4 separate regions of the Homo sapiens genome follow, and all the other regions are linked to region 1. A link is an interaction called in ENCODE POLR2A ChIA-PET data of the cell type or tissue named here. Cell type or tissue: B cell. All regions are shown on one strand. Links, peaks and the distances in the headings refer to the core of each region. The heading gives the core; the rest is flanking DNA.

What was found. ChIA-PET counts read pairs that join two places held together with the same protein. Peaks named below come from ENCODE experiments on the same cell type or tissue, not always from the same donor. Only the 100,000 strongest peaks of a DNase experiment are listed, where the experiment ranks them.
Region 2: POLR2A ChIA-PET joins it to region 1 with 53 read pairs; 33 of 35 experiments call an interaction of 5 or more read pairs at or near these places.
Region 3: POLR2A ChIA-PET joins it to region 1 with 18 read pairs; 10 of 35 experiments call an interaction of 5 or more read pairs at or near these places.
Region 4: POLR2A ChIA-PET joins it to region 1 with 18 read pairs; 23 of 35 experiments call an interaction of 5 or more read pairs at or near these places.

The regions. Positions count from the first base shown.
Region 1 is chr17:43,364,473-43,371,849 of GRCh38, reverse strand. LINC00910 (long intergenic non-protein coding RNA 910) reads left to right here. Exons shown (of 6, transcript NR_027412.1): 5 at 424-603; 6 at 811-2,005. LOC124904147 (U2 spliceosomal RNA) reads left to right here and starts at 3,763; the gene lies at 3,763-3,951. It overlaps LOC105371785 (a long non-coding RNA gene), which reads right to left and starts at 3,214. Exons shown (of 2, transcript XR_007065761.1): 1 at 2,861-3,214. RefSeq lists silencers at 2,663-2,822, 3,373-3,432, 3,955-4,249 and an enhancer at 2,716-3,555. In B cell, for the core only: no CTCF peak of the experiment used is centred there; DNase peaks (open chromatin) are centred at 2,529, 2,909 and 3,539; H3K4me3 peaks cover 2,340 bases; H3K27ac peaks cover 3,157 bases.
Region 2 is chr17:43,313,472-43,320,848 of GRCh38, reverse strand. No RefSeq gene overlaps it. Among named protein-coding and RNA genes, the nearest start is that of LINC00910, 72 kb to the left of the region's middle. RefSeq lists enhancers at 4,174-4,806, 4,807-5,444. In B cell, for the core only: no CTCF peak of the experiment used is centred there; DNase peaks (open chromatin) are centred at 4,223 and 5,994; H3K4me3 peaks cover 613 bases; H3K27ac peaks cover 412 bases.
Region 3 is chr17:42,822,104-42,829,480 of GRCh38, reverse strand. BECN1 (beclin 1) reads left to right here and starts at 5,199. Exons shown (of 12, transcript NM_001313998.2): 1 at 5,199-5,326; 2 at 5,602-5,733. The coding sequence starts at 5,604. MIR6781 (microRNA 6781) reads left to right here and starts at 5,538; the gene lies at 5,538-5,601. RefSeq lists enhancers at 4,270-4,836, 4,841-4,970, 4,837-5,405, 5,406-5,972. In B cell, for the core only: CTCF peaks have their summits at 4,896 and 5,095; a DNase peak (open chromatin) is centred at 5,160; H3K4me3 peaks cover 1,338 bases; H3K27ac peaks cover 1,416 bases.
Region 4 is chr17:42,995,063-43,002,439 of GRCh38, reverse strand. It overlaps RPL27 (ribosomal protein L27), which reads right to left and starts at 4,021. Exons shown (of 5, transcript NM_000988.5): 1 at 3,969-4,021; 2 at 3,609-3,691; 3 at 2,338-2,507. The coding sequence starts at 3,689. It overlaps LOC124904006 (a long non-coding RNA gene), which reads left to right and starts at 2,507. Exons shown (of 2, transcript XR_007065759.1): 1 at 2,507-2,719; 2 at 3,054-7,377. It overlaps RUNDC1 (RUN domain containing 1), which reads right to left. Exons shown (of 5, transcript NM_173079.5): 5 at 7,298-7,377. RefSeq lists enhancers at 3,560-3,669, 3,740-3,979, 3,990-4,299, 3,265-4,464. In B cell, for the core only: a CTCF peak has its summit at 4,294; DNase peaks (open chromatin) are centred at 3,019 and 4,129; H3K4me3 peaks cover 1,766 bases; H3K27ac peaks cover 3,202 bases.

The DNA of each region.
Region 1 (7,377 bases), core at 788-5,787:
CCACTGCATTTCAGCCTGAGCAACAGAGTGAGACTCCATCTCAAAAAAAAAAAAGCGGGGGGGAGGAGAGGGGGGGAAGAAAGAAACTTATTTATTTCATTGGAAGACCTGTAAAAGAACAAAGGTCATGAAATATCAGTATGTACATCTAGAATTGCTCCAAAAAGAAACGGAAATGAATGGGGGCTCGGGGTGGGAAGAAGAATGGATTAGTCAGCTATAACTTTGGGTCCAAGGGACCCTGGTGGTATAGTGGGGGTTAACTTTGCAATCACTGACTCAGGTGAGCCTCTTAGTGTTGAGAAGTGAAATCATCCTGTTTCCCTAATGTATAGATCTTACATTTTCCAGACAGCTGATTCTCACTTTCTTCTTCAACCTCCAAAGAACCTCAGCTGACTACCTTGCTTTCTATGTCCCCAGGGGAATAGAAACAATCAGAGGAAACTTCCGTGAGTTCCCAGGACACATCCACCCACCTCCTCCACGTGTAACCACCACCTCTACCTTCCCCTCTGGTGCTGTGGATGAGCCATCCGTGCTCCTGGCAAAGGCCCACCTGCCACTTGGGCACAGGAACCCATCCATCCCTCCTTACCTCTGGTAACTCTCCCTCTCTCTCTCCTGCATCCTTCATATTCTCTGGGTTGTATTCTCTTCCAGCCCCCACCCCCTGCCCACCTCCAGCATGTAAAAGTGCTGTTATTGTTTCCACTTTAAAACAAACCCTAAAAATAAGTAAATAAAATAAACCCTACCCTGACCCCACTTCACTCTATAGTTACCATCTCATTTCCCTTCTTTTAACAGGAAAACTCCTCCAAACACTTGTCTATATTTGTCCCTGTCATTCTCTCTCTCTCCCCCCTCTCTCTATTTTTTATTTTATTTTATTTTATTTATTTATTTATTTGAGACGGAGTCTCACTCTGTCACCCAGGCTGGAGTGCAGTGGCATAATCTTGGCTCACTGGAACCCCTACCTCTTGTGTTAAAGCAATTCTCCTGCCTCAACCACCTGAGTAGCTGGGATTACAGGCGCCCACCACCTCGCTGGGCTAATTTTTGAATTTGTAATTGAGATGGGGTTTCACCATGGTAGCCAGGCTGGTCTCAAACTCCTGACCTCAAGCGATCTGCCCACCTCCGTCTCTCAAAGTGCTGGGATTAGAGGTGTGAGCCACCACGCCCGGCCTATTTATTTTTTTGAGACAGAGTCTCCCTCTGTTGTCCAAGCTAGAGTGCAGTGATACCATCTCGGCTCACTGCCACCTCTGCCTCCCAGGTTCAAGTGACTCTCCTGCCTCAGCCTCCCTAGTAGCTGGGATTACAGCCATGCACCACCACACCTGGCTAATTTTTGTATTTTTAGTAGAGATGGGGTTTCACCACGTTGGCCAGGGTGGTCTTGAGCTCCTGACCTCAGGTGATCTGCCCACCTCAGCCTCTCAAAGTGCTGGGATTACGGGCATGAGCTGCTGTGCCCAGCCTCAATTATTTTAATCTTTGAATAACTTCGGACTTGCAGAAAAGTTAAAAGACTTACATGGAGAACTTCTCTACCCTCTTCCCCATCCCCGCAAGGTACACAGTTGGTAAAGCGAGAAGTCTGGGGTTCAGTGACACACTTCTTAACTCCCAAGTTCGTGCTCTTTCTTTTCTCTCTCTCTCTCTCTCTGTTGTCTCTCCCTCCCTCCTTCACTCCCTCTCTCTCCCCTTGATGGCCACATTTACTTTATAATTTTCTCTCTCACTCTTTCTCTGTCTCACTCTCTCTTACACAACACACACACTCATAAGAAGACACCTATATACATTTTTTTCCTGAACCATTGGTAAGTAATTTGCACACAGGATGTCCCTTCACCCCCCAGTCCACCAATACTTCGGTGTGTTTCCTAAGAACAAAGGCCTTCTGGAAGTTTCACATTAATTCCATACTGGATCTACAGTCCGAGTTCAGATTTCACCAATTGTCCCAATAAAGTCCTTTAGGTTTTTCTGGCCCAGGATCACTTGTCACTTTTGGTTGTCAGGTCTCTTTAAGTCTCCTTCAGCCTTATGTGTTGTCGACCTTTTTTTTTTGAGACAGAGTCTCACTCTGTTCCCCAGGCTGGAGTGCAGAGTGGTGCTATCTTAGCTCACTGCAACCTCTGCCTCCCGGGTTCAAGAGATTCTCCTGCCTCAGCCTCCCAAGTAGCTGGGATTACAGGCCCCTGCCACCACACCAGAGTAATTTTTGTATTTTTAGTAGAGATAGGGTTTCACCACATTGGTCAGGCTGGTCTTGAACTCCTGACCTCAAATGATCCGCTCGCCTCGGCTTCCCAAAGTGCTGAAATTACAGGCGTGAGCCACTGCGCCTGGCAGACTTTTTTTTTTTTTTGGAGACGTAGTTTCGCTTTTGTCGCCCAGGCTGAATGTGGCAGTCGCTCTGGCCAAACCCTTGGAGTCACCCTCCACTCCTTTCTCTCACCCCTCATCCCAACTGTCCGCAAAGGCCATCAGCTCTGCTTTCAAAGTACACCCAGAATCTGGCCACTCCTCAGCCCCCGCACTGCCCCCATCCTGGCCCAAGCCCTCGCGCTCTCTTTCCTGGGAGTGTGCTATGGTCTCCTCGCCGGTCTTCCGGTTTCTCGGCTCTGGCCCCCTGTGGCTTGTCTGAGCTCTCGCGTTCACAGGGAAGTAGTGGTCGCGCTCACTGGGCTACCGCCCTCCCTCTGCGCGCCCCCTCCGGGGGCAGGGAGCCCACGAGGCCCAGCCCGATCCTACCCCCTCCTGGGTCACCTCCTGGACCCCCGCTCCTCCCGCCCAGCCCCCCGCCCCGTGCCGCCCCAGCCACTCGGTCCTCCGGGCCCACCCCAGGGCGTCGGAACTGGTGGTTCCCTCGGCGGTTCCAGGCCCCTCTCCTCCTTCCCGGGCAGAAGCAGCTTCGCAGCGCCACTCACTGAGCGGAGATTACCAGGGCCCGTTTCCCAAGGCTCCGCCCAGCCCTCGAACCTGTGGGAGCGAGCGCTCCCTCGCCTCAACGAAAACTCGCCGGTCGAGACGGTTGAGAAATGGCTAGAGGGACGGAGACCTAAGTGCCTGTTTCTGTGTGGTCAACTATACAAAATATGTAATTACATGTCTATAACATATAATAAAGTAAGTCCAGACCGGGCACGGTGGCTCACGCCTGTAATCCCAGCACTTTGGGAGGCCAAGGCGGGCGGATCACGAGGTCAGGAGTTCCAGACCAGTCTGGCCAACATAGTGAAACCCAGTCTCTACTAAAAATACAAAAATTTAGCCTAATGTGCTGGTGTACGCCTGTAATCCCAGCTACTCGGGAGGCTGAGGCAGGAGAATTGCGTGAACCCGGGAAGCGGAGGCTGCAAGAGCCGAGATGGCGGCACTGCACTCCAGCCCGGGCAACAGTGCGAGAATCCGTCTTAAATAAATACATAAAGCAAGTCCAGCAAGATGATGTTAGATGGTGGTAATAGGGCCAGCCTGCGGGGAGGACGGAGCTCGGAGCCTGTGGGGCGGGGCATGCAAATATAAAATGGCTGTTTCGCTCAGGAGCTATGGGAACAAAAAGAGAAAGCGAATATCCCCCCCAAATTTGTAACAGTATTACTTATGCAATGTTACAAATTGTAACAAGGAACACTGTGTGAACTTAGGGAAGAGAGTGCTTCTTTACTTGAGGATCATTTTTCTTACCGTGACCTCAGGATGAGTGGGAGAAGGAGTGCTGTGGCCGAAAGAAAGGGCTTGTTTCTTTTTTGGCTTTTTGACTAAGATCCAATGTAGCATGTTTTTTTCAGTTGAATAACTGATTTTTTTTGGTCTGAGGACGATATATTTAAGTGGGGTTTTGGAATAGAAAGATGAAATAGGAGCTGGTTTTTTCCACTCTGCGCATCGACTTGGTATTGCCGTGTTTCCAAAGAGGGTCAAAACACGTTTTACAAAGAACAGATTTACTTACATTCGCGTTGGTTTCATTATGTGGTGTTGTGTATGTGTGTGTGTGTTTTTGTGTTGTATAAGGAAAGTATTGGTGGGTGGTATTACTTCTTTGCTTCTAACCGGATTGAGAATAAGGGAATGCGTATTGGGAAAGTACGCCGCCGAGTCCTGAAACTGGGGACAAGGGTGCTTGTTGGCATCCTGATATGCCAAGGAGGTGCATTGCTAATTTCTGGACTCCAGACAGTTAAAACGTGAAGAAAGCAGGGTGGTCATCCATAAGCCAACGCCAGAAGCGACGTTGTTTAGTCTTCCCCAATGTTGCAGTTACTTTTGCTCTCATTTTTCATATTATTGCTTCCCAACTGCTCACATTTTTTCTTTTTTGTTTTTTTTGATACCGAGTCTCACTCTGTTGCCTAGGCTGGAGTGAAGTGGCCTCATGTCGGCTCACTGCAACCTCTGCCTCTCGGATTCAAGCGATCCTCCCGCCCCAGCCTCCCGAGTAGCTGGGACTACAGGCGTTCGCTACCATGGCTGGCTAATTTTTGTATTTTTAGGAGAGAGGGAGTTTCACCATGTCGGCCAGGTTTGTCTCCTGAACTCAAGTGATCCGCCCGCCTTGGCCTCCCAAAATGCTAGGGTTACAGGCCTGAGCCACCGCGCCCGACCTTTATTTGACTTCTTAGTCAGGGAGCTGAAGCCTGGTCCCTGCGAGTAAGAAAGCCTGGTCCCTGCGAATAAGAAAGGTTTGGGTAGGAGGCCTCATCGGAGGCATCTTGCAGTTAGCCAAGAGTGGGGAGAACTTTTTTCTTGTGGTTTCCGTAGGAGCTTAACTGCAGTAGAATAAAACATCAGTTACATTTCTAAGGTCTTGACTCCAAACCTTGGCTCCTAGACAGCATTCCAGCACCCACCCAGGGCTTGAGGGAGCTCACTGCCCTAAAGGGAGGGACATAATCCTGGCTGGCTTGGCCACCTGATCCTAGAGCTCTACTGCTTTGAGGGGGCATAGGTGGTAGCAGGTAGTGGATCTAGCAGGCCTTTGAGTGAGACCTGGTGCTGTGCTGGGTTTGGGTCTGAACCAGCACAGGGTTGCTTAGGCATCTCAGCACAGAGAGAGACTCCATTTATTTAGGAGAAAGTAAGGGAAAAGAACAAGAGTCTCTGCCTGGTAATCCAGAGGATTCTTTCAGATCTCATCCAAGACCACTGTTGCGGGAAGCTGGGGACCCTGAATGGAGGGACCGGCTGAAGCCATGGCAGAAGAATATAAATTGTGAAGATTTCATGGACATTTATTAGTTCCCCAAATTAATACTTTTATAATTTCTTACGCCTGTCTTTACTGCAATCTCTGAACATAAATTGTGAAGATTTCATGGACGCTTATCACTTCCCCAGTCAATACCCTTGTGATTTCCTATGCCTGTCTTTACTTTAATCTCTTAATCCCGTCATCTTCGTAAGCTGAGGAGGATGTATGTCACCTCAGGACCCTGTGATGATTGTGTAAATTGCACAAATTGTAGAGCATGTGTATTTGAACAACATGAATTCTGGGCGCCTTGAAAAAAGAACAGGATAACAGCAATGTTCAGGGAACAAGAGAGATAACCTTAAACTCTGACCACCGGTGAGCTGGGCAGAACAGAGCCATATTTCTCTTCTTTCAAAAGCAAATGGGAAAATATTGCTGAATTCTTTTTCTCAGCAAGGAACATCCCTGAGAAAGAGAATGCGTCCCTGAGGGTAGGCCTCTAAAATGGCTGCTTCGGGGGGCGGCCATCTTTTATGGTCGAAGCTGTAGGGATGAAATAAGCCCCAGTCTCCCATAGCGCTCCCAGGCTTATTAGGACGAGGAAATTCCCGCCGAATAAATTTTGGTCAGACCAGTTGTCTGCTCTCAAACCCTGTCTCCTGATAAGATGTTATCAATGACAATGTGTGCCTGAAACTTCCTTAGCAATTTTAATTTTGCCCCAGTCCTGTGGTCCTGTGATCTTGCCCTGCCTCCATTTGCCTTGTGATATTCTATTACCTTGTGAAGCACATGATCTCTGTGACCCACACCCTGTTCGTACACTCCCTCCCCTTTTGAAAATCACTAATAAAAACTTGCTGGTTTTATGGCTCAGGGGGCATCACGGAACCTGCCAACATGTGATGTCTCCCCCAGACACCCAGCTTTAAAATTTATCTCTTTTGTACTCTGTCCCTTTATTTCTCAGACTGGCCGACACTTCAGGAAAATAGAAAAGAACTACGTAAAATATCAGGGGTGAATTTTGCCTGATAGCTGGCTGAATTTCCCCCAATAACCACCAGGGTAGTACCTCTACAAGTCTGTAAGAATCACAGCATGATTGGACTTGGGGCACACATATCCTGGAATACCCAGAAAGCCTTCCCAAGAAAGACACACAGAAACAAGCCCAGACTGTGAAAAATACAGTAAATACCTAATTCTTCCATACGCAGACAAAACAAACATCCACAAACATCAAGATCATCCAAGAAAACATGGTCTCACCAAACCACATTTGTTCAATTCCAGAGGAACTGAGACGTGACATTTCAGACAGAGAATTCAAAATAGCCATTTTGAGGAAATTTAAAGAAACTAGAGAAAACGGCCAGGCGCGGTGGCTCACACCTGTAATCCCAGCACTTTGGGAGGCCGAGACAGGCAGATCACCTGAGGTTGGGAGTTCGAGACCAGCCTGACCAACATGGAGAAACCCCGTCTCTACAAAAACTACAAAATTAGCCAAGCATGGTGGCCTGTGCCTGTAATCCCAGCTACTCCAGGAGCCTGAGGCAGGAGAATTGTTTGAATCCGGGAGGCACCGGCTATGGGGAGCCAAGATCCCCACTGCACTCCAGCCTGGGCAACAAGAGAGAAACGAAAGAAAGAAAGAGAGAAAGAGAGAGAGAGAGGGAAAGGAAAAGAGAAAAGAAAAGACAAAGAAGTTGGAAATTCACAGTTCTATCAGGTGCATTTACCAGAGATTGAAATTATTCTTGCTGGACGCAGTGGCTCACACCTGTAATCCTGGCACTTTGGGAGGCAGAGGCAGGAGGATTGCTTGGGTCCAGTGGTTCAAGACCAACCTAGGCCACATGGTGAAATTTTGCCTTTACAAAAATAAAAAAATTAGCTGGGCATGGTGGCACACACCTGTAGTCCCGGCTACTCAGTAGGCTGAGATCTGAGAATCACTTAAACCCGGAAGACAGAGGGTGCAGTAAGCCGAGATCGTGCCATTGCACTCCAGACTGGGTGACAGAGTGAGACTTTGTCTTAAAAAAAAAAAAAAGAAAAGAAAAAGAAGAAGAAAAAAAAGGACAGGAAGAAGTCAAATTATCCTCGTTTGAAGGTGATATATTTGGAAAAACCTAAAGACTCCACCAAAATTA
Region 2 (7,377 bases), core at 1,411-6,410, 52 kb after region 1:
CACATCTGGCCAGCATTCAGTTGTAAAAGTGAAACAGACCAGGAGCAGTGGCTCATGCCTGTAGTCCCAGCCCTTTGGGAGGCTGAGTTGAGCAGATCACAAGGTCAGTAGTTCAAGACCAGCCTGGCCAATATAGTGAAACCCCATCTCTACTAAAAATACAAAAATTAGCAGGGTGTTGTGGTGGGCTCCTGTAATCCCCACTACTTGGGAGGCTGAGGCAGAGAACTGCTTAAACCCAGGAGGCAGAGGTTGCAATGAGCCAAGATCACGCCACTGCACTCTGGCCTGGGTGACAGAGCAAGACTCCATTAAAAAAAAAAAAAAAAGTTAAAATGAGCATACAATTTCAAAAAATTTGCAGCCTGACAATGCGGTAGAAAAGAAAAACCCAGGCCGGGTGCAGTGCCTGATGCCCGTAATCCTAGTACTTTGAGAGGCTGAAGTGGGCAGATCATGAAGTCAAGAGATTGAGACCATCCTGGCCAACCTGGTGAAACTCGGTCTCTACTGAAAATACAAAAATTAGCTGGGCATGGTGGCACACACCTGTAGTCCCAGCTACTCGGGAGGCTGAGGCAGGAGAATCGCTTGAACCCGGGAGGCGGAGGTTGCAATGAGCCGAGATTGTGCCAGTGCACTCCAGCCTGGCAACAGATCAAGACTCCATCTCAAAAAAAAAAAAAAAAAAAAAAAAATTCAGAGGAGAAATTCAAGCTGGCCTCAGAAATTTGCATAAGTAACGAGAAGCCAAATGTTAATCATGAAGACAGTGGGGGGAAATGTCTCCAGGGTATGTCAGAGACCTTCATGTGGCAGACCCTCCCATCACAGGCTTGGAGGCCTAGTAGGAAAAAATGGTTTCATGGGCTGTGCCCAGGGCCCCCCTGCTCTGTGCAGCCTGGGGACTTGGTGCCTTGTATCCCAGCTGCTCCAGCCACAGCTAAAAGGGGCCAAGGTGCAGCTCAGGCTGTGGCTTCAGAGGGTGCAAACCCTAGGCCTTGGCAGCTTTCATGTGGTGTTGTGCCTGCGAGTGCACAGAAGTCAAGAATTGAGGCTTGGGAACCTCTGCCAAGATTTCAGAGGATGTGTAGAAATGCCTGGATGTCCAGGTAGAGGTGGGCTGCAGGGGTGGAGCCCTCATGGAGAACCACTGCTAGGGCAGTGCAAAGGGAAATTGTGGGGTGCAAGCCCTCACACAGACTCCCAACTGGGGCAGTGCCTAGTGGAGCTGCAAGAAAAGAGTCACTGTCCTCCAGACCCCAGAATGGTAGCTCCACTGACAGCTTGCACCTTGCTCCTGGAAAAGCCACAGACACTCAAGGCCTGCCTGTGAAAGCAGCTGGGAGGGGGGGCTATACCCTGCAAAGCCACAGGGGCAGAGCTGCCAAGGCCATGGGAGCCCACCTCTTGCATCAGTGTGACCTGGACATGAGACATGGAGTCAAAGGAAATCATTTTGGGGCTTTAAGATTTGACTGCTGCCAGGCATGTCGGCTCACTCCTGTAATTCCAGCACTTTGGGAGGCCAAGGTGGGAGGATCGCTTGAGTTCAGGAGTTCAAGACCAGCCTGGCCAACATGGTGAAACTCCGTCTCTACTAAAAATACAAAAAAAATTAGCCAGGCATTGTGGCATGTGCCTGTAATCCCAGCTACTCAGGAGGCTGAGGCAGAAGAATTGCTTGAACCCGGGAGGTGGAGGTTGCAGTGAGCCAAGATCATGCCACTGCACTCCAGCCTGGGTGACAGAGCAAGACTCCATCTCAAAAAAAAAAAAAAAAAAAAAAAGATTTGACTGCTCCACTGGACTTCAGACTTGCATAGGAGATCTGTAACCCCTTTGTTTTGGCCAATTTCTCCCATTTTGAACAGCTGTATTTACTCAATGCCTGTACCCTCATTGTATCTAGGAATTAACAAACTTGCTTTTTTTTTTTTCTTTTTGAGACAGAGTCTCACTCTGTCACCCAGGCTGGAGTGCAGTGCCATGATCTTGGCTCACTGCAACCTCTGCCTCCTGGGTTCAAGCGATTCTCCTGCTTCGGCCTCTCGAGTAGCTGGGATTACAGGCATGTGCCACCACGCCCGGCTAATTTTTTTGTATTTTTAGTAGAGATGGGGTTTCACTATGTTGGCCAGACTGGTCTCAAACTCCCGAACTCAGATGATCTGCCTGCCTTGGCCTCCCAAAGTGCTGGGATCACAGGCATGAGCCACCATGCCCGACCCTAACTTGCTTTTGATTGTACAGGCTGGTAGGCGGAAGGGACTTGCCTTGTCTCAGATGAGACTTTGGACTGTAGACTTTTGAGTTAATGCTGAAATAAGACTTTGGGAGACTGTTGGGAAGGCATGATAGGTTTTGAAATGTGAGGACATGAGATTTGGGAGGGGCTACAGCAAAATGATATGGTTTGGCTGTGTCCCCACCCAAGTCTCATCTTGAATTGTAGCTCCCATAATTCCCACGTGTCATGGGAGGGACCCAGTGGGAGGTAATTGAATCATGGGGCCAGGACTTTTCCATATTGTTCTCATGATAGTGAATAAGTCTCACAAGATCTGATGGTTTTATAAAGGGGAGTTCCCTTGCACAAGTTCTCTCTCACCTTCCACCATGTAAGACATGCCTTTCACCTTCCACCATGATTGTGAGGCTTCCCCAGCCACGTGGAACTGTGAGTCCATTAAACCTCTTTTTCTTTATAAATTACCCAGTCTCCGGTATGTTTTTATTAGCAGCACGAGCACAGACTAATGCAGACTTATTGGGCCCCAGGTAGCAAATGTGGGATGTCTATTTTCCCCCAGCTTGCCCAGGGTTAAGGTGAGCCCAGTCAGCTTCCACCAGTTACACTCAGTGACACAGGTGCAGTTTGTTAGAGTTGGTGCAGTTAGATTAGTTGGAGGTGGGCCCAAGGACTTTGGGGATGCGGGTTGAGGGGGTGGGGAGTGGGGTGACAGGTACCAAAGGGTAGCAGAGGGAGGGATGGTAGAGGTGATTGGAGAGTGTGACCCTCGAAGTGGATGGGGTTATGGCAATCGACAATGACATGACCTAGGGTTAGACCAGGGAAGTGAGTGGCTGGGGTAGTCAAAGCTGAGGTCAAGGAATTGGGGAACCAGGGTGTCGATTGATGACAGGAGTTATGCTGGAGAAAGTCAGTGCTCCAGGAGCTAAAAACCTTCAAGGAATAAAGTAAGTGTTGGCATGGAGTGACCAGCAGCCAGGAGAGACAACAGCAACAAGGAGAGGTAGTGGGCAGCACAGGTGCAAGGCACAATGGAGTGAGAGGTGGGGAGAGCAAACAGAAAGAGGAAAGCAATGTCTTCAGCGGGAGGATAGAGCAAACGAAGAAAGGGGGGCCGGGCACAGTGGCTCACACCTGTAATCCCAGCACTTTGGGAGGCCAGTGCGGGTGGATCACCTGAGTTTGGCAGTTTGAGACCAGCCTGACCATCATGGAGAAACCCCATCTCTACTAAAAATACAAAAAAAATTTAGCCGGGCGTGGTGGCACATGCCTGTAATCCCAGCTACTCTGGAGGCTGAGGCAGGAGAATCGCTTGAACCCAGGAGGTGGAGGTTGCAGTGAGCCGAGATCGCACCATTGCACTCCAGCCTAGGCAACAAGAGTGAAACTCAGCCTCAAAAAAAAAAAAAAAAGAAGAAGAAGAAGAAGAAGAAGAAAGGAGGCTGGGAATAGGGAGGATGGTAGGAAAATTAGCAAGGTTTCAGGAATCAGACATGGGATAAGAGACCGGAGCTTCTTGTGACTGGCGGGCATAGGGCAGAAATGCAGAACTGTGGGATCGTTCTACAGTGAGTGGCAGATACCTGGAAGGCAGCTGCAGCCTTAGGTCTTGGCTCTCACTAATTGGGTGATGTCACCTCTGTCCAAGCAGTCGATCCCAGGAGCCTCCGAAGACCACCAGAGCAGTCCTTAGTGCCAGGTGAGTCTGCTAAAATAAAAACACAACGCTTTGCCGAGAAGCGGGGTAAAAAAAAGCTTTATCGCCGGCTGCAATCGAATTTCGGGGACAGGCCGGGTGCAGTAACTCAGGCCTGTAATCCCAGCACTTTGGGAGGCCCAAACGGGTGGATCACTTTGAGGCCAGGCGTTCGAGACCAACCTGGCCAACATGGCAAAACCCCGTCTCTACTAAAAATGCAAAAAATTAGCCAGTCATGGTGGGCACGTGCCTGTAATCCCAGCTACTCAGGAGGCTGAGGCACAAGAATCACCTGAACTTGGGAGGCAGAGGTTGCAGTAAGCCCAGATCTGGCCACTGCACTCCAGCCGGGGTTGGGGGTTGTGGGGGACAGAGTGAGACTATCTTAAAAAAAAAAAAAAAAAAAAAAAAAAAAAAAAGGAAGTGGAGACTAGCCACAGACCCAAAAGAAAACGAGCAAAAATGTAAAGCCTACTTTTGGCAATTGCTCATGTGGAGAGGAATGAATGCAGTGTTCTTGAAATTATTGAAATATTAGATCCGGAAGCTGAAGTGGGAGAACCATCTGAGTCCAGGAAGTCGAGATCATAGTGAACTCTCATCCCGCCACTGCACTCCAGCCTGGATGACAAAAGTGACACTCTATAAGACAAAAAAAAAAAAAAAAAAAGGCGGGGAGGGGGCTGGTCACACATACTCTCACCTAGACAAGGATATTGACGACCAATTCTGAAGCATGATATAACGCAATAAGAACGTGAATATAACAAAGTATAACCTTTAAAACACAACGCTCACTCACCTAAAAAATCGTTCACCTTTGTTTGAAGTACTACAACCTCCCAACCCCACCGTTTTCTCCAAAAACCCCCTCAACACAGCATTCTCAGAAACAAAAAGAAAGAACGCACACACTAAGCTAGGAAAAACACACATAATTACACCTCACCACAAACAGAGATCTGGAAAAATTTGTCGAATCCAGCATCTTTGCCTTCGCCATTACCACCCTCATATCACCATATTACACCCACGGTGAGCAACGATAGGGGCAATTGACAACTTCGTTTCTCAATAGGCCTGTTGAAAACAGCAAGCCTTTGGGCATGGTTTATAGTTGGCTACGTTTTCAAGTGAATTCTCAGCTCTGTTTTTGCCCCGTGGCTGAAGCGCCATTTCTAATTTGCATGTCTCGCCCTTTCCCGCGTGGGTAGGCGTGGCTACGGCGATCTGAGTCCCCGCTGCGGTCCAGCTCTGCTCGCAGCGGCCGGCCGAAGCTGGGCTGGGGCTCCCGGTCTGGACCATCCGGGGGTCAAGACAGTGGTCAGGGGGAAATGCGCGTGGGCGTCACTAGCGGTCTGTGGAAGGGAGTTGGAGGAGAGTGGTCCGAGCTCTTTTGAGGAAAGCCATCAGGTCATCACTGTAAAGACTGGAGCGTCCCGCGGCCTGGCTGGGTCCCAAGCGAAGGCGGAGCCGACGAGGCCCCGCCGCCCCCCACCCCCTTCCCGGGGCCACAGAGAGAAGTCGGGTCGCGAGACCGCGCCGAGGGGGCTGCCGCCCTGGGAGTCACAGCCCCGTCCGCGCGCCTTGCCCTGTCGGCGGGGCACTGGGGGCAAACCACTTAACCTCCGGACTCTGTTTCCCCAGCTGGAAAGCAGAAACACCAATGCCTACCTCGTGGGGTGGAGGGAGCAGAAACGGAGCCGAGGAAGGGACCGTGGCTCGGTAGTCTGCAATGTGAGTCAGAGTTTCCCACAAGCTTCCCCAGAAGGGGTCATGACTGTGAAATGACTGAGACAATAAAATAGGAAGCATTTACTGTTTGGCTTAGGCTCTGTGTTAAGTGCTCTCCTCATTACAAACTTGCAAAAGTTACATACAGATGCAGAAGCTGAGGCAGAGAGGTTAAGCAGCTTGCCCAAGACCACAGGGAGGTAGGATTTGAACCTAGGTGCACTGGCCACAGCATCTTCCCCATCACTCCATCCACCTGTGAAGCAGAGAGCCTAGAGCCAAAAATGGATACCTAGAGAAAGATAATTTGTTCTTGTGTGTCCAGCACTCTGTGAGACAAAGCACTGAGCCTGAGACACAAGTCTTCTGTCTGCAGAGAGGCAAGAACCAAGCTGTCTGCTGCAGCAGTTGAGAAGAGCCTCGGCCCTGGCACTGTGGCTCATGCCTGTAATCCCAACACTTTGGGAGGCCGAAATGGGAGGATCACTTGAGCCCAGGAGTTCGAGACCAGCCTTGACAACAAAGTGAGAGCCCCATCTCTACAAAAAAAAAAAAAAAAAAAAAACCAGAAAATCTACCGGGCGTGGTGGAGCAGGCTTGTAGTCCCAGTGACTGGGGAGACTGAGCTTGGGGGACTACTTGAGCCCTGGGAGGACCACTTGAGCCCTGGGAAAACAGCTTGAGCCCCAGGAGGCCAAAGTGGCAATGAGCTGTGATCAGGCCACTGCACTCCACTCCAACCTGGGGGACCGACTGAGACCCTATCTCAAAAAAAAAAAAAAAAAAAAAAAAAACAAATAGCCAGGCAGGGTGGCTCACACCTGTAATCCCAGTACTTTGGGAGGCCTAGGCGGGCAGATCATCTGAGGTCAGGAGTTCGAGACTGGCCTGGCCAACATGGTGAAACCTCCTCTCTACCAAAAATACAAAAAATTAGCCAGGCGTGGTGGTGGGCACCTGTAATCCCAGCTACTTGGGGGGCTGAGGTGGGAGAATCGCTTGAACCCAGAGGCGGAGGCTGTAGTCAGCCACAATGGCACCATTGCACTCCAGCCTGGGAGACAGAGCAAGACTCCGTCTCAAAAAAAAAAAAAAAAAAAAAAAAGTCGGGCATGGTTGGTGGGTGCCTGTAATCCCAGCTAATCGGGAGGCTGAAGCAGGAGAATTGCTTGAGCCTGGGAGGTGGAGATTGCAATGAGCCAAGACCATGCCACCCACTGCACTCCAGCCTGGGCAACTGAGCGAGACGCCGTATCAAAAAAAAAAAAAAAAAAAAAAAAAAGCAAGGGAAAACAGCTTAGGCAAGTCACTCCTCTGAGGCTTATTTTTTTTCCTGTATAAAACAGGAATCTTAAAATCTAGTCTGTAGTCCTGGCGTTCTCTACCCTCATCCACACAGGGTCTCTGTTCTCTTTTACCTGGCTTTATTCTACTCGGTGGCACCTGTCACCCCACATTTTATACAATGATACGTTTATTGCATTTTAGCATAGTAGAATGTAAGCTCCAGAGCAGGAATCTTTGTCGCTTGTTCACTTTTATATGACTGGCACCCTGAACAATGCCTGGCATATAGTAGCCACTCAGTATATATTTTTTGAATGAATGAATGAATATTAAATATATTAATATTTCCTACAATAGAAAGTGATTAGTAAATCTCCTGGCTTGTGGTAAGTATCATGAC
Region 3 (7,377 bases), core at 2,378-7,377, 540 kb after region 1:
AAACCAGAATTCTTGATTCTCCCACACACCTGTTATTTTCCTATTCTTCTCCATCTCAGTAATTGACATAACTGTCCACCTAGTTGTTCAAACCAAAAACCTAACAGTCAACCTTGATTCCTCTCTTTTCCTCGTCTCTCCACATTCAACCCATCAGCAGGTCCTGTCAGCTTTCCCTGTATAATGCATCCTGTATGAGTGTGCTTTCCTCCATCTCTTGTTACCCTGGCCAAAGCCACTGTCATCCTTTGCTAGGACTATTACAATAGGCTCCTATCTGGTCTCTCCATTTCCACTCTTGCCACCCCCCACCAACTGTCACATTCTGTTCTTCACTCAGCACCAAAATTTATCATTGATTGATTGACTGACTGAGACAGGGTCTTGCTATGTTGTCCAAGTTGGTCTCGAACTCCTGGCTCAAGTGATCCTCCCGCCTCAGCCTCCTGAGGAGCTGGGATTACAGGTGCACACCAGGCCAGCTCAAAATAATCTGCTAATATGTCAGCCACAGAGATGGTAGCATCTACTCAAGCTGAATATACCTAAAGAGAGAGAGAGAAAGAGAAAGAGAGAGAGAGAGATCCCAGAAACCTCAACTCTAGGGACCCACCCAAGAGAAATGCATAAATATATTCACCAAAAGACATGAACAAGAATGTTCATAGCAACACTATTCACAATAGACCAAACTGGAAACTACCCAGATGCCTCTTAACAGCAAGAGAGATATCTATATTTTAATATAGTCACACAATGGAATACTACAAAGTATTGAGAATGTATGAACTAAAACTACACAAGGTGGGTGAATCTCATGATGAGCGAAAGGAAACAAGAGTATGTCATGTATGATTCCATTTACATGAAATTCAAAAAACAGTCAAAACTCAATCTAGGGTGTTAGAATTGACAATATTGTTTGCCCTTAGGGTGGGCATCAATTAGAGGGTGGCATGGGAGAGGGAGTTGGGTACTGGTTACATTGACGTGTTCATTTTGTAAAAATTCATTGAAAATACATGTATGATTTGTGTCTTTTCCCCTATGTATTCTATCCCCCCGTAAATAGTTTCTTTTTAAGTCAGCCAGTCAAGTCTCTTCCCTACTTACCACCCTCAGTGGTTTCCAGATAACATAGGCCTTCCTGAATCCCCCAGTTGAAGCAGCTCCTCCCACCCTGCCCCCACTTACTCTCTATCACATCACCTTCTTACCTACTGTATTAGCTTTCTAGGGCTGCTGTAGCAAAGTACCACAAAGTGGATGGCTTAGAACCAAAGAAATATATTGTCTCAGAGTTCTGGATGCCAGAAATCCAAAATTAAGGTGTCAGCAGGACCATGTTCCTTCTAAGGGAGCCAGAGAAGTATCTGTTCCAGACCTCTTTCCTGGCTTTTGGTAGCCTCAGGTCTTCCTTGGCTTACAGATCACCCTGTGTCTCTTTACATCATCTTCCCTCAGACACGGTACATGTCTGTCTCTGTGTCCAGATTGCCCCTATTTATAAGGACGCAGTCATATTGGTCTAGGGCTAACATCAATGACCTCATCTGCAACGATCCTATTTCCAAAAAAGGTCACATTCCCATGTGTTAGTCCCAGATGTTAGGACTTCAACATCTTTTGGGGGACATCATTCAACCCATAATATCTGCCATTATCTGAAATTATCTTATTAACTTGGTTACATGTTTACTGTCAAATTCTCTCCTCTGGAATATAAACTATTAGAGCAGTTCACCAGTATATCCTCTCAGACCTAGAATAGGGACTGGCACATAGTAGATGCTCAATAAACATCTGTTGAATCGATGACTGAGGATATGTTGTGTATTATTCACAATCCCTCAAGCACTACATACACTGATTACATATACTTCCCAAGTGTGAGGATACACAGAGCATTCACTATGTAACAGTCATTCCCCTCCATTCCAAATGTATCAGCTCATTTATCACACTACCCTTTATGATATTTACTACTGTATACTATTAATCTCATTTTGTAAATAAGAAAACAAAGCACAGAACAGTTGAATAAATTGCATAAGGTCACATGGTTAGTGGATGGTAAAGAACCAGGTGGTCTCAACTTCCAAATCCTCAGTTGTAACACTATACCCCCTACCTCTCTAGAAGCCCGTTACTTCTCTATGCGTTTCTGAGATGTTAGGGACAGCCAAGCAGGAAGAAACGCAGGACTATGAAGCAGCCACACCAGGACTAGGTGAGAATTCTTTGGGGATGATTCCAGTCACCTCCCCTAAAGGGGCTTTCATGCTGAAAGAGCCAAGAGGAAGAAGGATTGTAAACACTATCCCTAGTCACAAAACCGGGAGAAAAATCAATCTAGTTCCACATATCACATCCAATACCAACTATAAGAAACCACATACATTTAAAAGAAAAGAAAGACACTTCTGGAGGTGGGAATAACTTTCTAAGCAGTATAAGTCATCAAGAAAAATAAGCAGATTTGACTTGAAAATTTAAAACTTCCTGAACATCTGGAAAATAATTAAAGCATTCATGAAAAATTACTAAAAATACTGAGAAAAATACTAATAATCCAATACCTAAATAATCAAAGAATGCAAACATAATTCAGAAAAAAGTAACTACTGCTTGAGCCCGGGAGGCGGAGATTCCAGTGAGCTGATATTGCACCACTGCACTCCAGCCTGGGTGACAGAGTGAGACCGTGTCTCTTTTTTTTTTTTTTTTTAAAAAAAGGCCGGGCATGGTGGCTCACACCTGTAATCCCAGCACTTTGGGAGGCCAAGGCGGGCAGATCAGGAGGTCAGGAGATTGAGACCATCCTGGCTAACATGGTGAAACCGTCTCCACTAAAAATATAAAAAATTAGCCGGGTGTAGTGGTGGGCGCCTGTAGTCCCAGCTACTCGGGAGGCTGAGACAGGAGAATGGCGTGAACCCAGGAGGCAGAGGTTGCAGTGAGCCGAGATGGCACCACTGCACTCCAGCCTGGGCAACAGAGCAAGACTCCATCTCAAAAAAAAAAAAAAAAGTAACTACAATAAGCAAATACATAGCAAAAAGTTCAGCCTTACCAGCAATCAATGATGCTAATTAAAATAACAAGGAAGTGCCATTTTTTGCTTTTGTTCCCCAAATATATGATACCCAATACTGGCCAAGGCAATATGAAAACAGGCTTCCTCATACATTACTGGAAGCAGAATATAGTTATGTGCAAGCACTTTGGAAAATGATTCCCAGTGTTAAGGAAGAGACATTAAATAGCTGACACACTCTTAATTCTGTAGTCCCAGTTATGAGTCTCTATCATAAGTAGCCAGCTCTTCATTGCAGGATTATTGTAATCACCCACAGGGGAAATAGTAGAATTTCCAGCGGTAAAAAAATACACTAAGGCAGTACATTTAGTGTAGTGTAATGTAGCCATGATAACTACAATAACTGTGTAGCAACATAGAAAAATGTTAAATTTAAAAAGCAGAAGCCTGGGCAACAAAGTGAGACCCCATCTCTTTTTTTTTTTGAGATGGCGTCTCGCTCTGTCACCGAGGCTGGAGTGCAGTGTGAGACCACATCTCTACAAAAAATTTTAAAAATTAGCTGGGCATGGTAGTGATCACCTGTGGTCCCTGCTACACTGGAGGTTGAAGCAAGAGGATTGCTTGAGCCAGGAAGTCAAATCTGCAGTGAGCCATGTTTGTTTGTTCCGCTTCACTCCAGCCTGGGTAACAGAGTAAGACACTGTCTCAAAATAAAAATAAAATAGACAATACTACATACAATTTTGGGTTAAGCAGTGGTTTCTTTTACACCAAAAGCATAAACATTGGACTTTATTGAAATGAAAAACTTTTGGCCAGGCACATTGGCTCACACCTGTAATCTCAGCACTTTGGGAGGCCACAGTGGGGGATTGCAAGGGGAGATGGGAAATGTTCTAAAACTGGATTATGGTGATAGTTGGGCAACTGTGTAAATTTACTAAAAATTATTGAACTGTACATTTAAAAAGTGTGAGTCTTATGGTATGTAAATTATACCCCATAAAGTTGTTTTTAAAAATGAAGTAAGTCCCTCTGCTCAAGACCCAGTCATCTCATCTCATTCAAAGTGAAAGCCAGAGCTTTACAATCCCTATAAGAGCCTAGGTGGTAGCTCAACACTCTTACCTCCCTCACCCCATTTTCTGTATCTCTTTTCGTTGCCCATCTTCTAGCCACACCAGCCTCTGCTAATCCCCAAACAGGTACCCTCTGTGCTCTTGCTGTTCCCTTGGCCTAGAATGCTCTTCCTTAAGATGCAGGTAAGAATTCCTTCCTCACCTTCTTCAAGCTTTTATTTGAATATCACTTTCTTTTTTTGTTGGTTTTGTGTGTGTGTGTGGGGGGGGGGGGTTTGAGATGGAGTTTCCTTCTGTCGCCCAGGCTGGAGTGCAGTGGCATGATCTCGACTCACTGCAACCTCCGCCTCCGGGGGTCAAGCGATTTTCCTACCCCAGCCTCCTGAGTAGCTGGGATTACAGGCGCACGCCACCATGCCCAGCTAATTGTATTTTTTAGTAGAGACGGGATTTAACCATTTTGGCCAGGCTGGTCTCGAACTCCTGACCTTGTGATCCGCCCGCCTCGGCCTCCCAAAGTGCTGGAATTACAAGCGTGAGCCACCATGCCCGGCCTTTTGTTGTTGCTGTTGTTGTTCTGAGATGGAGCCTTGCCCTGTCGCCCAGGCTGGAGTGCAGTGGCCCGATCTCGGCTCACTGCAACCTCCACCTCCCAGGTTCAAGCGATTCTCCTGCCTCAGCCTCCCGAGTAGCTGGGATTAAGCTGGGATTATAGGCGTGCCCCACCACGCCCGGCTAGTTTTTGTATTTTTAGTAGAGACGGGGTTTCACTGTGTTGGCCAGGCTGGTCTCGAACTCCTGACCTCACGTGATCCGCCCTCCTCGGCCTCCCCAAGTGCTGAGATTACAGGCGTGAGCCACCGCGCCCGCCGCCCCCTGAATTTAGAGAATAGCGGAGCCTCCCCATTCTCTGCGGCCTTGGCTCCTACACTTCCCGTGGTAACCTTGTTCATCCGCTGAAGCCCGCTGCTTTTCCCAGCCCGGCCTCTGGGGGCCGCTGCCGGGCCTGTGAGCCTGTGGACCAGGAGCTCCTGCTGCCGTCGTAGCGTCACGTCCGGTCTCGGGCGGAAGTTTTCCGGCGGCTACCGGGAAGTCGCTGAAGACAGAGCGATGGTAGTTCTGGAGGCCTCGCTCCGGGGCCGACCCGAGGCCACAGTGCCTCCGCGGTAGACCGGACTTGGGTGACGGGCTCCGGGCTCCCGAGGTGAAGAGCATCGGGGGCTGAGGTGGGACCTTAGAAGGGAGTCTGGGAACCCTCACGGCTCTTATTGGAGTCCCTTCCCTGACCCTGGGCTCTAAACTGCCTTTGCTCAGGCTGTCCCGGAAGCAGGTCCTCCCCGTATCATACCATTCCTAGAGGGAACGGCGCAGGTTGGGACTTCCCTCCCTTTACCATCGTCACCAAGGCATGTGGTAACCCCGGGCCGGAGGTCAAGGGCGTCGCTTCTCCCTAATGTTGCCTCTTTTCCACGGCCTCAGGGATGGAAGGGTCTAAGACGTCCAACAACAGCACCATGCAGGTGAGCTTCGTGTGCCAGCGCTGCAGCCAGCCCCTGAAACTGGACACGAGTTTCAAGATCCTGGACCGTGTCACCATCCAGGAACTCACAGGTCAGCGAGACCCTTGGAAAGAGGGTGGTCAAGAATGTGGAAGGTGGGCAGCTTTGGTGATATAATTCTTATGGTGGCTGTGTAGTCTGCCACAAACTCATCGTGTGAACCTAGGAAAGTCACTTCATCTGGCTCCCTGTTTTCTCCTTGGAAACATAAAGCATTCTGACATTGTGGACTTCTGAGAGCTTTCCGACCGGGCGCGGTGGCTCACGCCTGTAATCCCAGCATTTTGGGAGACCGAGGCGGGCAGATCACCTGAGGTCAGGAGTTCGAGACCAGCCTGGCCAACATGGCGAAACCCCTCTCTACTAAAAATACAAAAATTAGCCGGGCGTGATGGCACGTGCCTGTAGTCCCAGCTACTCGGGAGGTTGAGGCAGGAGAATCGCTTGAACCGGTGAGGTGGAGTTTGCAGTGAGCTGAGATCGCACCACTGCACTCCAGCCTGGGCAACAGAGCGAGGCTCCGTCTCAAAAAAAGAGAGCTTTCAGTAGCAAAAGAAAGATCCTTATTTTCTGCTCCTGCTGTTTCAGAGAAAAGGAATATGTATATATAATAATAAATGGTATTTTTTGAGGACTTACTATATAGTAATACCAAGTGCATTACACGTATTACTTCATTTAGTCCCTGTAACAACCCGTACGGGGTATACCGTCATTACATCATTTTTCAGATGAAGAACCGAGGCACAGAGAGGTTAAGTGACTTACCTAAGGTCCAACAGCTGGTAAATGGAGTAGAGTCTTAAAGTCTGAAGAATTTGCTGGATGTGATGGCTCACGCCTGTAATCTCAGTGCTTTGGGAGGCTGAGGTGGGAGGATCGCTTGAGCCCAGGAGTTCAAGACCAACCTGAGCAACCTAGCAGAGATCTTGTCTCTAAAAAAAAAAAAAAATTGCTGGGTGTGGTGGGTGGTGGAGGCTGAGGCAGGAGGATCACTTGAGCCCAGGAGGTCAAAGCTGCAGGAAGCTATGATCATGCCACTGCACTGCAGCTTGGGCAACAGTGCAAGACCCTGTCTCAAAAAATAAATTAATTAAAAAGGCCAGGAGTGGTGGTTCACACCTGTGATCCCAGCACTATGGGAGGCTGAGGCAGGTGGATCACTTGAGCAGGAGTTTGAGACCAGCCTGGGCAACACAGTAAGACCCTGTCTCTATAATTAAAAAAAATAAAAAACCCCAAAATCCCGCAAAGTCAGAAGAATTCAGATTAAGTCAGACAGTAAAAGAGAAGACTGAATAGGCAGCTTAAATAAGCTTATGGGCCTGGAGTCAGCCTGCTTGGGTTTAAATCCTGGCTGTCATTTACTAGCTGAACAACTTTTTGCAAGTTACTTCATTTCTCCAAGCCTTGGTTTCTGATTTTTTCTGTAAAACGTTAAACTGCCTCATAAAGAATTTATAAAGTTCAAATATGACAAACCACAGAAACACTTAGGAATTTGCTGGGCAAATAGTATTCAATAAGTATTAGCTGCTATTATTACCTGGTTTCTCTTTCTTGAGGGGAAATTAGCTCTTTTTTTTGTTTGTTTGTTTGAGACGGAGTCTCACTCTGTTGCCAGGCTGGAGTGCAGTGGCGCGATCTCGGCTCACTGCAACCTCTGCCTCCCGGGTTCAAGTGATTGTCCTGCGTC
Region 4 (7,377 bases), core at 1,498-6,497, 370 kb after region 1:
CGCCTCCCGGGTTCACGCCATTCTCCTGCCTCAGCCTCCCGAGTAGCTGGGACTACAGGTGCCCGCCATCAGGCCTGGCTAATTTTTTGTATTTTTTTAGTAGAGACGGGGTTTCACAGTGTTAGCCAGGACGGTCTTGATCTCCTGACCTCGTGATCCGCCCGCCTTGGCCTCCCAAAATGCTGGGATTATAGGCGTGAGTCACCGCATCCGGCCTGAAAATTCACTTTTAACATTTATTGGATTCAAGCCAATAAAATGTAAAATTCAATGTTTCATTCTCAATTTCCCACAACTACTTTATTTTTCTAGCTAAGAATCATCAAATGAGGCCCTCCCCCACTTTTTGAGACACAGTCTCGCTGTTGCCCAGGCTGGAGTGCAGTGGCGCAATCTCGGCTCACTGCAACCTCCGCCTCCTAGGTTCACGCCCTTCTCCTGCCTCAGCCTTGCGAGTAGCTGGGACTACTACAGGCGCCTGCCACCATGCCTGGCTAATTTTTTGTACTTTCAGTAGAGACGGGGTTTCACTGTGTTAGCCAGGATGGTCTCGATCTCCTGATCTCGTGATCCGCTTGCCTCGGCCTCCCAAAGTGCTGGGATTACAAGCCTGAGCCACTGTGCCCGGCCAAATTAGGCCTTCTTGACTTTCATCATGACAGTTAGCTAACTTTCTACTTGAAATCATTTCCTTATTGTTCAAGTTCTGCCAATGCAGTCACTCTCATGACAGCCCAAACACTAGCTGCCTCAACCCCACCACATCCCAGCACCCAAGAAACAGCTCTCTCTGCCCTTTTATTATTATTTTTATTTTTTGAGATGGAGTCTCGCTCTGTCACCCAGGCTGGAGTGCAGTGGTGCCATCTCAGCTCACTGTAGCCTCCACCTCCCAAACTCAAGCGATTCTCCCACCTCAGCCTCCGGAATAGCTGGGATTACATGTGCCAGCCACCATGCCCAGCTAATTTTTTTTAGTAGAGATGAGATTTCATCACGTTGGCCAGGTTGGTCTCGAACTCCTGACCTCAAGCGATCCACCTGCCTCGGCCTCCCAAAGTGCTGGGATTACAGGCGTGAGCCATGGTGTCCGGCCTCTCTCTGCCCCTTTAGGTCAGCCAACCCAGAGTAAATGTGCAATACCAGCAGCAAACTTTAAGGTGCATGCTGCTGGGTTCTGGCAATTATTGTTCAGGACTTTCTCAATTCTCGCACCTCTTTTGCTGGAGGTGCAGTGGTGTGATCTCGGCTCCCTGCAATCTCCACCTCCCAGGTTCACCGTGTTAGCCAGTGCGGTCTCGATCTCCTGACCCTGTGATCCGCTCGCCTCGGCCTCCCAAAGTGCTGGGATTGTAGGCGTGAGCCACTGTGCCCGGCCTTGCACCTCTTTGAGACGGAGCTTTGCTCTCCTTGCCCAGGCTGGAGTACAATGGTGTGATCTTGGCTCACTGCAACCTCCACCTCCCGGGTTCAAGCGATTCTTCTGCCTCAGCCTCCCAAATAGCTGGGATTACAGGATTACCATGCCCAGCTAATTTTGTATTTTTAGTAGAGACAGGGTTTCACCATGTTGGTCAGGCTAGTCTCAAACTCCTGACCTCAGGTGATCCATCCGCCTTGGCCTCCCAAAGTGATGGGATTACAGGCGTGAGCCATTGTGCCCGGCCTCTTGTACTTCTTAAAAAACACTTGTACTGGCCGGGCACGGTGGCTCACGCCTGTAATCCCAGCACTTTGGGAGGCTGAGGTGGGCAGATCACGAGGTCAGGAGATCGAGACCATCCTGGCTAACATGGTGAAACCCCGTCTCTACTAAAAATACAAAAAAAAAAAAATTAGCCAGGTGTGGTGGCAGGTGCCTGTACTCCCAGCTACTCGGGAGGCTGAGGCAGAAGAATGGTGTGAGATCCCGCCACTGCACTCCAACCTGGGCGACTCCGTCTCAAAAAAAAACAAAACAAAACAAAACACTGTACTAAGACAGTGTATGTCCCCAGACTAAAGGGCCCAACAGGTGAGTAAAATTAATTGGGGAAGACTTGCTTTCACGCACTCACAGACTTTTTGAAACCTATTGTATTTATCCTTGAGGGTGGAACAGTGGAAGAGGGCAGATCAGACCCCATGCCTGTGTTTACTGTGGATGGAAAACAATCTTTACCCAACACTTAAAAGATGGATCAAAGGCAAAACTGGAAACCATAGCCACTTTATGAGTTGAAGATGAACATTTTGGAAATGATATCCCTTCCTGGTGTTGGAATGGCTGCAAGGTCTGTCTCATTATTCAACAGAGCAGGGAGAAGAAATTTAAATTCTAGTTCTTGAAATGCTCACCTTGTGGGCATTAGGTGATTGTAGTTATACACTTTCACAAAAGATTTTATCTTTGATCTCTTGGCGATCTTCTTCTTGCCCATGGCAGCTGTCACTTTGCGGGGGTAGCGGTCAATTCCAGCCACCAGAGCATGGCTGTAGGGGCGATCTGAGGTGCCATCATCAATGTTCTAAATGAGTAAGAATTACATTTGTTATTCACTGAGGGCCTATTTAGGCCCTGTGTTAGAGGTAGTGCAGTGTCCAAAAAATATTTCCACCCTCAGGTCTCCAAGATCCACCATTATAAAGAGAAAAATCACAGAAAGCTATGAGAAATGACCAAAGAGAAACAGAACAGTGTTTATCTCCATCAGGAAGCATCTGGAACGGCTTACTAGAGGTAAGAGATTTAAAAGTAGCAACAGTTAACATTTAAGAAGTACTTGCTATATGCCAAGCACTGCTCACAGGACTTGGTATCTATTCACTTGCTCCACTGCTAGTGAAGTGTACAGCCAAGGTTAAGACACCACAGCCTAACTCCAGAGATCAGTCTCAGGAGATGGGAGAGGGGAATCCAGGGGTACTCCAGTGTCCCCACAACAACAAAACGCAGTGGTGTATGTGGCCAGAGCCTAGGGAACTCTCTCAAGAAGCTACAAAATCATGGATAAGAGGAAAACAGTGAGGGGCTATGTGACCTTTCTAAAAGCAATTTCCTCCTCTTCTTACAGATTCCCAGCTGCAGCACTTCAGGTAAATAACAGAACACCTCCAAACCTTAGCAACAGGAAGGAACCCCCTATAGCTGGGGATGGTGGCACGCACCTGTAGTCCCAGCCACTCGAGAGGCTGAGATGGGAGACTCGCTTGAGCCCGGGAGGTCGAGGCTGCAGTGATCACGCCACTGCACTTAGCCTGGACAGAGATCCCGTCTCAAAAAAAAAAAAAAGAAAAGAAAAGAAAAGGAATCCCCTATGATTACTTCAAGGACTGCACATGACAATACCTGAAAGGCAGTGGGAGCACATAGCAAGCGTGCAATGTCAGCCACTATTACTATATATTTAAAGCCTCTGGTGGAGAAGGCTTTATGCGTTGGGAGCCCAATTCAGCTCACATTTGCTTTTACTGTGCTTCTTCCTCTCTCAAAAACTCTCCCACGTTCACCCTGACCGTGCTCACTGGCTACTGCCCCAGAAACAGGCCTTGAATTCCAAGCCTGCCCGCCCCGCCGCAGCCAGCCTGGTCCCGGCATGCAAGGACGCAGAGTCCCGCGAGGCTGATACCTTCACGATGACAGCTTTGCGTCCGGAGTAGCGTCCAGCCAGGACAAGCACCACCTTCCCAGGTTTCATGAACTTGCCCATTTCTGCAGAGAGCAAGGAGAAAGGGCCACTTAAAAATCCGTAAAGCCAAAGATGCCCAGAGCTGACTCCTGCCAGCAAGCCCAGGTCTTGGGCCGGAACTTCAGACTGTGTTCACTGTCGCCTTGGTCAAGGCCGCCCGAGGGCCCTGCTCGCAGGACAGGATCGGATACGTAGCCGCCAGAGACCTAGGGAAGGAATGCACCCGGCGCCGCCCGGACCTTCGACCCCCAAGCCGCGGATGGCAGCGGATTGAAAGATTCAACCCAAGCTTCTACTTACCGGCAGCAACCACCCGGCCCTACCAGCAAAAAGGAAAGAAGGACACTTCCGCTAACCTTTCACCCCGGTGAGGAGTGACCTCACTTCCTGTCCCGCCCTTCAGGCTTTGCCACGCTGATTGTGTGGTGCTGAGTCTCGTGTTGCGGGCGGAAGAAGCTCATGAGGGAAACGCAGGGCGCGGCAGCTCAAGTATTCGAATGAAACTTTATTAGCAGCTCCAGCAGTAGACAAGAGCAAAGGAGACTCCTCCCGGCCGACGGAAGAGCTGGGAGGGCGACTGTGCTGTGCGCTCTGGACTCAGCAGCTAGGCTTTGTTGTAGTTCCTTTCTCTGGCGCTAGGAGGGGGAACACAATCTGAAATTTACTTTTTCTCTTGGGAGACACAGGGAAAAAAATAGGGCATTTATTGGTGCCTGTCGGGGGCACTGTTAGCTAAAGAGGGAGGGACAAAGATCAGTAAGGGTGGCTGGTCCGATAGTAGTGGGTTATCAGAACTTATCAACGTTAGGGTCACTAAAGTTGGTATACAACCCCCCACTGCTAAATTTGGTTTTAAAAAAACAAACAAAAAGGATATTTACCCCCAACAGTTAAAGTCTAGTGGTGTCACTGACATTACCAACTAGAATAAGCATGAGGGAGGTAGAGGAGAAGAATGGCAGCTGCTTACCCTGTGCCAGGTCAGGTTAATCTATTTATGCACATCATCTGATTTGGTCATCATAACACTAAGAAATAGATACTATTATCTCCATTCTAGAGTCGAGGAAACTGGCTTAGAGAGATTTGCCCGAAGTCTATAGTGGTTAAATAGTGGAGCTGGGGCTCAGCCTCAAGCAGTTCAACTCCTGAACCCATACTGTTTACCATGTCACCATCCTGAGCAGCGATTCTCTCCCAGGCAAGATGTGAGCACTTTATACAAGCCGGCAGCCTGTTTAATCCTCACAACTCTGCATCTTGGGCATTCTCCTCCCATTTAGACATGAGGAAATTGCAATTCAGAGAGGATAAATTGCTTGTCTGAGGTTAATCCTAATCAGTGGCATAGATGGGATTCAAATCTAGGTCTGAATCTAGGTCTAGTTGGCTCTCAAACTGAATTATTTCCCATCACTCACCAGAAGAGTGTTTTCACATGGTACCTTATGTGCTTTCCGAGTTTAAGGGAAAGATAAACTATCTCACAGTTTTTGCTTATCTGAACCTATAGGATTTGTCTTGGGCAAGATGTGGAACAACCAGGATTTCATCAGTTCTCTCCTGAAGCTCTCCAGTGATACAATTTTCCCTGTATCCCTCAGGATCCCATTGCAATGGCTTTTGTTTTGTTTTTTGAGACAGGGTCTCGCTCTGTCACCCAGGCTGAATGGTGTGTAGCACAATCATGGCTCACTGTAGCCTCAACCTCCTGGGCTCGTGATCCCCCCACCTCAGCCTCCTGAGTAGCTAGGACTTCAGGTATGTGCCACCATGCCCGTGTAATTTGAAGAAAAAAACAAAAACAAAATCAAAGAACTTTTTTTTGGTAGAGATGGGGACTCACTATATTGCCCAGGCTGGTCTCAAAAACTTCTGGGATTAAGTGATCCTCCTACCTGAGCCTCCCAAAGTGTTGGGATTACAGGCGACGCAGCACCGTGCCCGGCCCCATTACAATTTTTTTTTTTTTCAGACGGAGTCTCATTTTGTCACCCAGGCTGGAGTGCAGTGGCGCGATCTCAGCTCACTGCAACCTCCACCTCCCGGGTTCAAGCGATTCTCCTGCCTCAGCCTCCTAAGTAGCTGGGACTATAGGCTCCTGCCACCACACCCGGCTAATTTTTATATTTTTTGTAGAGATGGAGTTTCGCCATGTTGGCCAGGCTGGTCTCGAACTCCCAGCCTCAAGTGATCCGCTTGCCTCGAACTCCCAAAGTGCTGGGATTACAGGCATGAGCCACCACGCCTGGCCTCCAATGGTTTTTAAAATGTCTTTTTCTTATATATTTCATTTTTTAAAGAGATGAGGTCTTGCTATGTTGCCGGGCTTGAATGCAGTGGCTATTGACAGGTGTGATGTAGCTTCAAACTCCTAGCCTCAAGCGATCCTCCCATTTCAGCTTCCCAAGTAGCTAGGACTAAGCCACCTTACCCTCCAAATCAAATCAGTAACTAAATCCTCTGAATTTTGTCTTATGTCTTTTATTTTTGAGATGGAGTCTCACTTTGTTGCCCAGGCTGGAGTGCAGTGGCATGATCTTGGCTCACTGCAATCTCCGCCTCCTGAGCTCAAGCAGTTCTCCTGCCTCAGCCTCCCGAGTAACTGGGACTACAGGCGCATGCCACCACGCCTGGCTAATTTAGTATCTTTAGTAGAGATGGGGTTTCACCATGTTGGCCAGGCTGGTCTCGAACTCCTGACCTCAGGTGATCCACCCACCTTGGCCTCCCAAAGTGCTGGGATTACAAGCGTGAGCCACCATGCCCAGCGGGATGCTTGTTATTTTTTTTGAGACGGAGTCTCCCTCTCGCTCCCAGGCTGGAGTGCAGTGGCGAGATCTCGGCTCACTGCAAGCTCCGCCTCCCGGGTTCATGCCATTCTCCTGCCTCAGCCTCCCGAGTAGCTGGGACTACAGGCACCCGCCACCACGCCCAGCTAATTTTTTGTATTTTTTAGTAGAGACAGGGTTTTACCATGTTAGCCAGGATGGTCTTGATCTGCTGACCTTGTGATCCACCCGCCTAGGCCTCCCAAAGTGCTGGGATTACAGGTGTGAGGCACCGCGCCTGGCCCCCGGGATGCTTATTAAAGAAGTATCTCCAACCTCAGAGATAGTCATTCTGGTCTGGAGTGGAGCCATATGATCTATAGATCTTATTTTGAGCAACAGCTTTAAACAACTCTTTTTCTTGAAAAGTTCTTCACTTTTCTTGAACTCCATTGTTGGCTTATTCAATAGTATGAACTTTCACTCCTTTCCTTCCTTACTACCTTTCCTGCAGCATAAATTTCTGACTCCCCCACCCTTCACATACCCCCTGGGCTGTTCCTTGTGTCTTTTTCTTCCTCTCCAAGTAACCAGGCAAAATCCTATTCAAATTCTATCCATCCTTCAAGGTTATTCCAGAATTCTCCCAGGCAGAATTAATCTCTCCTTTCTCTGGGCTCTCTCAGCAATCCAGTCTGTACTTACCTTTATTAGAGAACATAATCTTAGTTTGGATATGAGTGGTTCTCATCTCAAAGTGTGGTTCCCAGAGCAGCAGCATCACCATAACCTAGGAACTTGTTAGAAACCAAATTCTCAGGCCCCACCCCAAAACAACTCAATAAAAAACTCTGGGGATGGGACCCAGCAATCTATATTTTAACAGTCTCTCCAAATCTCCAATTGGTATGGTATCTCCTTTGCTAGACTGTGTTTGT